2 separate regions of the Homo sapiens genome follow, and region 2 is linked to region 1. A link is a loop called in an ENCODE intact Hi-C map of the cell type or tissue named here. Cell type or tissue: prostate gland. All regions are shown on one strand. Each heading gives the region's core, and the rest is flanking DNA. Links, peaks and the distances in the headings are about the cores only.

The links. Hi-C counts contacts between places; a loop is a spot of excess contacts. Peaks named below come from ENCODE experiments on the same cell type or tissue, not always from the same donor. Only the 100,000 strongest peaks of a DNase experiment are listed, where the experiment ranks them.
Region 2: a loop joins it to region 1, with 2.1 times the contacts of the local background. A loop is called at or near these places in 26 of 110 quality-filtered maps.

What each region holds. Positions count from the first base shown.
Region 1 is chr1:178,936,652-178,942,032 of GRCh38, forward strand. LOC102724754 (a long non-coding RNA gene) reads right to left here and starts at 2,420. Exons shown (of 3, transcript XR_426873.4): 1 at 2,166-2,420; 2 at 1,308-1,425; 3 at 248-327. RefSeq lists an enhancer at 2,519-3,018. In prostate gland, for the core only: no CTCF peak of the experiment used is centred there; a DNase peak (open chromatin) is centred at 2,450; H3K27ac peaks cover 2,122 bases.
Region 2 is chr1:178,861,577-178,866,957 of GRCh38, forward strand. All of the region lies in intron 8 of RALGPS2 (Ral GEF with PH domain and SH3 binding motif 2), which reads left to right. It overlaps ANGPTL1 (angiopoietin like 1), which reads right to left. Exons shown (of 6, transcript NM_004673.4): 3 at 3,378-4,226. The coding sequence starts at 4,200. Among named protein-coding and RNA genes, the nearest start is that of ANGPTL1, 6.8 kb to the right of the region's middle. In prostate gland, for the core only: no CTCF peak of the experiment used is centred there; no DNase peak of the experiment used is centred there.

The DNA of each region.
Region 1 (5,381 bases), core at 164-5,163:
CCCTGGAGCTCATGATAACAGAGTTCCTTCTAGCCTACTTCAGTTGTAGTCAGCCCTAGCTACTATAACAAAATACCATAGACTGGGTGGTTTAAACAACACACATTTATTTCTCACAGTCCTGGAGGCTAGAAAATCCAACATCAAGATACCAGCAGATTCTGTTTGGGTGAGGGCTCTTGGCTTGCAGACAGCCACCTTCTCACTGTATCCTCACGTGGTGGGGAGAGTGAGCTCTGGTCTCTTCCTCTTCTTATAAGGACACTAATCCAGTAATGGAGGTCCCACCTTCATGCTCTCATTTAAATCTGCCAGAGGCACCACCTCCTAATAAATACCATCACACTGGGGGTTAGGGCTTCAGTATATGAATGGCAGGGGCACATTCAGTCCATAGCAAATGCCCACCAGGTTCTGCTATACCAGATATTTTCTATTAAGTGGAGAAACTGTAGATAGTTTTCTTTTTTTTTTTTTTTTTTTTTTTTTGAGACGGAGTCTCGCTCTGTCGCCCAGGCCGGACTGCGGACTGCAGTGGCGCAATCTCGGCTCACTGCAAGCTCTGCTTCCCGGGTTCACGCCATTCTCCTGCCTCAGCCTCCCGAGTAGCTGGGACTACAGGCGCCCGCCACCGCGCCTGGCTAATTTTTTGTATTTTTAGTAGAGACGGGGTTTCACCTTGTTAGCCAGGATGGTCTCGATCTCCTGACCTCATGATCCACCCGCCTCGGCCTCCCAAAGTGCTGGGATTACAGGCGTGAGCCACCGCGCCTGGCCAACCGTAGATAGTTTTCAGTACACATACAACCATTTTGGTTTTGGGGGCCCAAACAAAAGGTGGTACAGAAAGTTTGTTTTCTAACCAGCTTATTAAATGAGTTTCAAGTACAGAGTAAAGAAAATTAATGTAACTAAATCTTGGGACATGATTTTACTGAGGATTGTCCAGGGTCTTTTGAGGCCGCAATTAGAGATGAGACCAGACCTTTCCATTCCTCATCTGCTCTGCTGGACTCCAGAGCACTGCCTTCCTCCAAAAAGGAAAATTAGAAACAAATTCTCAAGTGGTTTGATAGTAATTCAGCCCAGCAAATTTTACTTTCCATTAAAAGTCACCAGCTGTCATGTGCTTAGCTTTAAATGGAAATAACTTGCTCTCAAAAAACATTTTTCAGTTGATGTCACTTGTGAGTTTTATTTTCTCCTAATGAAAAATGGATTTGCATTAGTGCAACTTTGGGGACAGGAAACCCCTGGATGGAGGCCTGAGCTGGTGATCTGCCCCTGCCCTGAGGAAAGCTAATTACCGGCCGGCCAGCGTGGAAGATTGATGCTGCGGTCAGGAGGGGACTTTGGGGAACAGAGGGGAGGAGTGTTGATAATGGTCTGTCTTCTTTGCAGTGAGAGTCCCCACGGTGCTTCTTCCTTTAAAAAAAAAAGAAAAGAAAAGAAACGTAAAAAATGCTTTTAAGTGTTGAGATTTTGGAGAGGGCAGTGAATATTTTAACACGATTAATGTTTTTTAGGGAGGCAGCCCTTCTCAGCCTCTAATACTCCCGTGCTCAGAGCCTGTCACATCTGAGGCCTCATCCCTACAGAGCTCTCTGTGGAAGAAGACTCTCTGTGGCCCTCCACTGTGTTCAGGTGCCTCCCAGAATCTCTTGTCGGTGACAGCTGGAATGATCTCTTCATGACCCTCAAGAACAAAACAAAGAGAATCTCTCGACTGAAGCTCCTTGAAGGCTGAACTAGTCCCTTACGCAGTCCTGCCTCTGTGGCACCTCACAGGAGAGCCAGGACACTCAGGAGCCCCCTGCAGTGGTCCTGGCAGACAGAGGAGGCAGGAGGGCAACGCCTAGAACCCTCGGCTTTCCCTACTGGGAGCCCCTGGTCAGGGTGGGCAGAGCAGACTCTTGAAGAGTCATTCCAGCAGGGGCCTGACCCACTGAAAAGAATGAATGGAGAGACCAGAGACACTGGGAGCTGGTGGAACTGGGAAACAGAGAAAGGGAGAAGCCAACAGCCACAACATTCACAGGCCCCCAGACTGAAAGCTGGCAGTGTACTTAAAACCGTGTCCTTAAGTGGGCTGTCTTGCCTCACCGGTCCCCTACATACATGCACACGCATGCACATGCACACACACACAGGCATCACACACCCACCTCTGGGGCACTGTCCATGAATACAGCAGCACTCAAACCTGGGGCTATACCCAAGTGCCATCCCAGCCTAGGCAAAGCTTCCCTCAACCCCCTGTCTCCATGCTCACAGAAAGGGCTTAGAAGTGTCCAAGAATTTTTGAATAATGTTCTTGACAGACACCAAAGCTTTTTCCTCCTCCAGAGCGTGGAGGGCTGGGGCTGCCCCCAGGGAAGTCTCCCCTGGCAGCTCCTGTCTGAGCAGCTGGGGCCAGCTCCAGGAACACTAAATTCTGGCTGCGTTTCCAGTCAAGGCCGGGTTACTTTAGAATCCCTCTTCTCCCCCCTTGTCTTTTCAAGCAGGAGCCAGCCAAGGTATTCGTCATGTTTCCGAGCTACCCTGCTGCTTGATTTATGTGCACGCAGGGCTGGGACGAAGATGCCAGAGCGGGGTGAAGGCTAACCCCGAGGGTGAGGGGAAGTGGGGTGCTGGACTCTCCCGTCACCCCAGGGGCCACTGAAAGGGTCCCTGGTTTTTGTATCAACTGTGTTCAGCTCAAGGTTGGAGACCATGTGGACGCCACAGCCCCGGGAGCAGAGGAACAGAGACAACATGCTCTCCAGCTCTCTTGCTCTTGCTCTCTTTTTTGTGTCTCACACTGTGAGATCTTGGCCATAAAAGGAATGAAGCTTTGCTTGCCCTCTCACTGGGCTTCTCCTAAAAGGGCTTTCCGAAAAATTTCCAGCCTTCTCCTTCGGGACACTGGATGTGGTCTCTTTGGCCAAAGAGAAAACGAGTAACAGACGAAGCCCTTGCAGATGAGGAGGCCAAAACCGAAATGTTAATCACCTCGAAATATGTGCACTGCTCTCTCCAGTGCCTCGCTTGGCTCTCCTCAGAGGATCTTTGATGGGGGATTTTCCCCCTGGGGGTGGGGGATTTGCCATCAATATTTGGGAACACGTTTGAGGGTCCAACTTGCAATGACAAGATAATTGTCATTCAGTGTCTAACGTGCCTGTTGTGGTGACTCTGAATGGTTGAAATATTGATTGCAGCTCTTGGTTAAACTAATACTCCTACAACACTCCCATAAAAGCTCAAGATGCTGTCATCCAAAATGAATAAAAATGCCTCTTTTTATTCCACTGCATATGAAAACATGAGATCATTGGAATATATTTAGAGTGAGATTTGGCAGCCTATACATGTTTACAATTCTTGGACTCAAAGCTCTAACGTGAATCGGAGGCACTCTTTTTCGTCTTCGCCTTCTTTTCTTTCTCTAAGAAGGTGAATGCTGATTCCAAGAGTTCATAATCCCTTTTCTTCGTATTACCCAAAGTTAACCTTGCTAAGAGACTAATGACATCCTCAGTTCCAATGGCCAGCTAGAAAGCCTGAGCCTTGACGTGTTAATGCAATGATTCAACCACTGACGTGGCTCCTCACCATCCATCACCCAAGGCAAAGCCTCCACTGGGCTTGAGAAGATTATCCAAAAGTCCTGCCGTTTCCTCAAGTCTTTGAACCATGACTGGGTCTGATTCTATTGGATAGAAGTCTGCAATGCCTTAGGGTCAATGACTCTTGTTATTGCATAGATTTTGGTTTCTTTCTGAAGGAAAGCATGGAATCCTTCCTACTCCAGGAGGAAGGCAGGAACAGTGTGGAATCAACACAGATGCTGCCTGTGCTCTCCTTCCTTGTACTACCTCATCTCTAAGGGGCTGGTGCTTGACCCTGACTGCACATACGATCATCTGGACAGCTTTAAAAACACTGAGGCCTGGTCCCCAACCCCCAGCGATTCTGATTATATTGATCTAGGGCACGCCTGAGCACCAAAAGTTTTTTAAGGTGTTATACTCTATCTTATTTATGTATTTTGTTTTTTGTTTGTTTTTTGAGATGGAGTTTCACTCTTGTCACCCAGGCTGGAGTGAAATGGCACAATCTCAGCTCACTGCAACATCTACCTCCTGAGTTCAAGCAATTCTCCTGCCTCAGCCTCCCTACTAGCTGGGATTACAGGCATACGCCACCACGCCCAGCTAATTTTTGTATTTTTAGTAGAGACAGCATTTCACCATTTTGCCCAGGCTGGTCTCGAACTCCTGACCTCAGGTGATCCACCTGCCTCGGCCTCCCAAAGTGCTGGGATTACAGGTGTGAGCCACCACACCTGGCCCCTAATTATGTTTTTTAGAATTAACGTGCAGAGAAAAAAGATTTGGAAGAACAGTCACCAATATGTTAACTATCTCCAAGTAATAGAATTGAGAATTTTTATTCACTTATGTATTCTTCTGGGTGTCCTGAAAAATTTTTTGCAGCAAAGGACATTTCAACGAAACAAATTGATAGTATAAAGGAGGGGAAATGCTATTTTCCACTTAAAAGGAAGGAAGTTCAGGATACTCAAAATAGAACTCTTCATCTCCCTCCCTAACCTGACTCTCTTCCTGCATCCCCAGTTCTGAAAATAGCACCAGGTTCTCACCAGCCCACGTCCCACAGGCATCCCAGCCTCCTACCTTCCCTAAACCCATTCATCCAATTACTTACTAAGTCTCCACATGCAGCTTCCTTCATACTTAAATTTCCTGACTCCTGTTCACACAGGTGCCACGCCCACTGCCTCTCAGTTTGGGTTTCCACTACCTTGCTTGCTACCGATGGGGCTAGGCTGGCTCCTCAGCATGCTCTCCGCCTCCATGCGGGCACCCTGCAGCCGTGGTGATCTTCCCTGAAACCCACATCCGCTCCTGCCACGGGCCTGTTAAAAACCTGCAGTGGGGCTGGGCGCAGTGGCTTATGCCTGAAACCCCGCACTTTAGGAGGCCAAGGTGGGCGAATTGCCTGAGATCAGGAGTTTGAGACCAGCCAGGGCAACACGGTGAAACCCCGTTTCTACTAAAAATAAAAAAAATAAATTAGCTGGGCGTGGTGGTGCATGCCTAATGCCAGCTATTCAGCTATTGAGGCATGAGAATTGCTTGAACCCGGGAGGCAGAGGTTGCAGTGAGATCGCACCACTTCACTCCAGCCTGGGCGGTACAGCAAGACTGCCTCCAAAATAAATAAATACGAATAAAAACCCGCAGCGGCCTCCTCATTTCCAGAGCACACTGGAGCAACTTGCATGGCTTCCAAGGCCCTCCGTGATCCGATCCTGCCCACCTTCACAGGCTCCGGCCTTGCAGCCCTTGCCCTGCACCCTCCCACCCACCATGAGC
Region 2 (5,381 bases), core at 306-5,305, 75 kb before region 1:
TTGGTTATACCATCCACTCAAGCTTCAGGGATCACATAGAATACTCCATGGCAGTTGTCTTCATACTTACATAATTGTATACCTCATCAGTTAAAAAAATTCACACAGCTCAATTATGTTTATTTATAACTTACGTATACAAACTACTGATAAATTATATAAAAGCTTACATAAAACAAAATTTTTAAAGGATATCAAAAGCAATTTTTTTTCTGTTTTTTATTTCTATACCCAGTGGGTCACTTTATACACTGCATTTTCCTTTGGAAATCAAAGGGATTGAGGTTTGTTTGTTGTTGTTGTAGTTGTTGTTGTTGTTTGAGTCTCACTCTGTTGCCCAGGCTGGAGTGCAGTGGTGCGATCTCGGCTCACTGCAACCTCCGCCCCCCAGGTTCAAGTGATTCTCCTGCCTCAGCCTCCTGAATAGCTAGGATTACAGGCACGCACCACCATGCCCAATACTTTTTTGTATTTTTAGTAGAGACGGGGTTTCACCATGTTGGCCAGGCTGGTCTCAAACTCCTGACCTCAAGTGATCCGTCTGCCTCGGCCTCCGAAAGTGTTGAGATTACAGGCATGAGCCACCATGCCCGGCGAGGATATTAATAATGATAATCATTTACTTAATTTAATGATACTCTGGCCTATTGCTACTGTAACTTAGAACAGTATAAAATGAACAAATCCAATATGATATAACGTATTAAATTACTTTCATGAGGGTCTTTGGAATGACAATTTTAAGAAGCTCTATAAAAATGTCACCAAATCAACTAACACATATTTAGCAACTGCAGGTAAGACACTGTAACCATCTACCAGGAAGGAGCTTATAATATAGTTGGAAAGCCTCTTAGTTAGATGTATTCTGAGTGTATGTAAAGATAATTGATAATTTAAGAGGGACTATACAAAATGTCTTATGTATGTTACAGAGAGTAGAGGTATTCATGGAGAGGAACGATCACTTCAAACCTGTAGGCGTCAACAAGGGCCTCAAGGAGGAGTTGCATTTTTTTTATTTATTTATTTATTTATTTATTTATTTATTTATTTGGTTGGTTGGTTGGTTGGTTTGGCTTGAGCCTTATTCTTTGAGTAGGCAGAAAGCATGAAAATATTTAGGGGAAAATGAGTGAATTTGTTTTATTGGAACAGATGGTTTTTGTGAAGGAAACTAGTGGAAGGTCCGCTAGGAAAGTAGGCTTCATTCTTTAGGAGGACATTATTCTTAGCCAGACTAAGCAAATTGGACTTTTTCTGTTTGCAGAAGCAGATATGTGAGTAGTTTAAGAAGATGAATCTGCTGGCAATGTAAATATATTTTGATGGAGAGAGAAAACAGAGTTACACCAGTTGGCAAGCTATTACACAGTTCATAGTAAGAACTAACATTTGAGTGCCAGGCACTGTTCTAAGCACTCTTCAATTGTTAAATCTTATGCAGTAAATACTGTTATTCCCATTTCACAGGTAAGGAAACTGAGGCACAGATAATTTTCTTTCCCCTAAGATCACACAGCTGGTAGCCTATGGAGTCTCTGTCTTCTAGCTGCTGCTGTGGATCATTTGAATCTAAACAAGAGTTCTGGCTCTGAATAGAAATGAGGGACATGCACACAAGAGACCAAAAAGGGGACATGAGTAGAATTCAGTGGACTGTGTATGGGGCAGCTGGGGAAGTATCAAAGATGAGCCAAGCTTATTTGGAAATGGATGACAACATTAATCAAAACAGAGATGTTGAGATCAAATGGTGAAAAGACAGTTAACTGTCTTCCAGAAGCATTCAGACCAGCAAGGAGACAGACATAAATAAATAACTTCAGTGTAATATCATATAGAAAACATGTTTAAGAAATAGTCAGTGATTTGGGGAAAAAGCCACCTAGGTGTGTTTGTTTGAATCTAGGAAGTCATAACATCAGAGGTATTATTTGAGTTAAGCCTTGAGATCTGCTAAATTGACGACAGATAAGCTGAAAGAAGGTGTTTCAGTAAAGAAAGCAGTAGCATGTGAGGTAATGGTGAAATATCCAAATGCAAACGTCTAGCTTTGGTTAAATCAGGAGGGAGAGCTACATTCAGGAATCATCTGAGCAGTGGTGATACTTGAAGCCAAAATACTCTAAAGTAGAATATCTTGAAGAAAGACTTTAAGGCATAGAAGGAAGAAGATGCCAGTGAAGGACCTAAAGAAATAGGAAGTGAAGGAAGAATATTAAAATGTAGAAGGCCAGGAAAGCAGGGCTGTGAATAGCGAAGTGGTATTCACTGACAGAGAGATGAAACCACTTCATGATATATTTCTTTCTAGTCTTTAGTCTGTGTTTTTATTGTTATTGTTTAAAATTATTTCATAGTATATGTTTTATGTCCTGCCTTTTCAATAAGTGAATGAGCTGCAATTTATTTACTCGTTGCTTTGGGGCATTTGGGTTTTCCCTTCCACTCTAAGGAAGCAAATCAGCTTGTAAAGGATTCTGGGGAATGAGTTGTGAGAAAATGGATGCAAGTGTAAAATAAACATAAAATACTGAATTCAGAAAGTTAGCAGTGGGTTTAGTAAACTGAAACAAAGATGAATTATTCATCTTTGCTTTCTGGACACCTAGATCAGTGACTGACATTGAATGCATGAAGAGAGAAAGAAATGAAATTTAAAAGTAGAGTTTGGAATCATGCATGATCAATGCAATAGTTTTTTTTTATAATAATGAACATTTATATTTCTTAGGATACACAGTACTAATTGTTTAGCCTTGGAAAATAGGAGGGATACCTTTTCTTGAGGCTGACGGCAAGAAGGCATGGCTTTTGTACAGATGCTTTCAAGATAAGAAAGAACAAAACCCAGGACCTGATTAGACTTACTCAGTATAGTAGTAGTTGAGTCATCTGCTGAGAGTGGAGATAATGAGGTGTAATTACAGCTTGAAGAGAGTGAAAGCAAAATTTTACATGTTTCTTTTGAAGAAGATGATGTACAAGCAGCAGGAAGTAAATAAAAGAATTGTCGGGTAGCAGCGACGACCTAGCTAGAAGCTGATAGGATGGTTATGGTGCACAGGAGTGGTTCGGAGTGGAGCATGTACTTATTCCTGTCTCAAGAATAGTAGCCCCTCGATCATAAGAATTTGGATGGAAGACTGGTTTTTTTCACAGAATACATTAAGTTTTTATAAACTCCTGGAACTTCAGAGCTGGAAGAGGAGATGTATTTAAGTTCAATTCTTGATATTAATAAAAAACAATAGAAATTTTAATGTACATATATAACATCGCAAAATGAATAAGCATTTATTATGAGCATTGTTTCATAAGGCATAAAAATATAAACCTCATACTCCCACTTTTTACAGTAAGAGGTAACTCACCTTCATTGATGAAAGTTACCGGTGGTATCTTGAAAGGGCTTTTGGTGGGAGAAGTTGCCAGATCAGGTGGTGGCATTAAATCTCTGGGATAACCTGGATCCCTCTGAATCTCGTTACCTCCCAGCAGACCAGGAGTATACTGTTGGCTGTTAGGAATATGTTGTGGCACCACCTGGACAAGTGGGGGAGACACATGGGTGTCTTGTCGGGAAAATATCCTCAAGCACTGTTCTTCCAACAAAGTGATCATCACAGATTGGTTATTGACAAGATCAGTCAAGGAAGCGTATTTCACCTCTAGTTCCCTGTATCTTGTTGCCATCTTCAACATTTCTGTGGTGACATTGAGGATTTTGTTTTCCAGTTGGGAAAGTTCAAGTGAATTATCCCTCTTACGGATAATCTCATGTAATAATTGCATATAGAGTTGAGTAACACGAGAGTTCATGTTACGGCTTTCCTTTCTCAGCAGCTTTACCTCATTCACAATGTTTCCATCTACATCCACCACCAGTTGCAGAACATCTATCTCCCGCTTCTGCCTGGAGAGCACATCCTTCAGGTTTTCAAGGTCCATCCTGGTGATCATGTCTTTAATGGTACTTGCATCTTGCCCCTTGGTGTTGACACAGATTGGCCCTGTTATTCTTTGTTCAGGTACCAGGAATGTGTATGCACATTTCTTTGCTTCCTCTTTACCATCTGTGGCACGAGGGTATCTTCTCTGGTTTATTTTTTTAATTTTGAATTGTCCACCTCTGCAATGTCCAGTGTCCACTAGTAGGAAGAATAGCACACCTAGGGTCCAGGTAAAAGTCTTCATTTTGAAATGAGGTTGTAAAATGATGTCTTTTGAAAAACAAATCAGTGAAGGAGAAAAAGCAAAAAGAATTCATATTAATCTATGTTAAAGTCAGTAATCTTAAAAACTATCTGAGGGAAAAACTGAATATTTATTGGTGTTAATAGATTAGGCTAGAATTAACTTTATTAATTTCTTAAATTTAATATTAAGTTGTAATACTTTGGCATTTGTTTAAAGATTAGGTTTCAGAGAATAACTCTTCCAGCTACCACCTTATTGTAATCCTTTTTGTTCCCCAGTTTATTGAGCAGATTTTGGTCAGTGTCTACTCTGTGCAAAGATACGCTGCTAGTGCTGTTGAGGCTTTTGAGACCCTGATAAGATAGCTTTCTTACCTTTAAAAAGCTCACTGCCTTAAGACTATGAAAATGGTACACAGTGTTTGTAAGGCATTAATTAAAACATTCTTGCCTAACTAGTATTAAAATTACCAGGTGACTTTACTAGCCAATGTTTTAGATTCATACCATGCAATTCCAATTAAATTGATCCTCTGTAATAAATTATGTCATCTTCATTAAAATGTTCAATAAAGTTAAAGATTTTAGGGAAATCTAAACCCAGATAGTTTTAGCATCACATGCTTTTTATTTTTATAGCATCTCCTTTTGGGATTAGTGACAGGTTTTAGAATGATAGAATGCTCACAGTCATTGTGGGTAATTATATTTCCTGAACTGTAATTATATGTACTCTGAGCTTATAGATAATTCAGCAGGTTTGTTCTTCTAACAGAAGTCCTACTGAACTGTATTTTAGTAAAATGTTAGTAATTTTCTACAACCATTACCAAGGAAAGAAACTTGTCTGTAATTGAATATGAATGTCAGAGTTGGAAATGCCTTAGAGACCCTGTCATTCAAGAACCTCTTTGTACTCTGTGCATGTTGAAGGCTAAGGCCACACAAGGATTAGAACCAGGTCTAGATCGGATTCTCTGACCCATAGTCAGTATTTATAGAAGCAGCACCTATACTAAAATATGTGCTTAGAATGTTTCGTTTTTGCTGTAGCAGATGAGAAATACTTCTTTATAGTACAAATTCTTCTGAGGAAACAGTTTCAAGAGCCAAGACTTTTTCCTTTCTCTCTAGTTACCTCCCACAAGAGTAGCAGAAGTAGAATGGGTAAGGTATGTT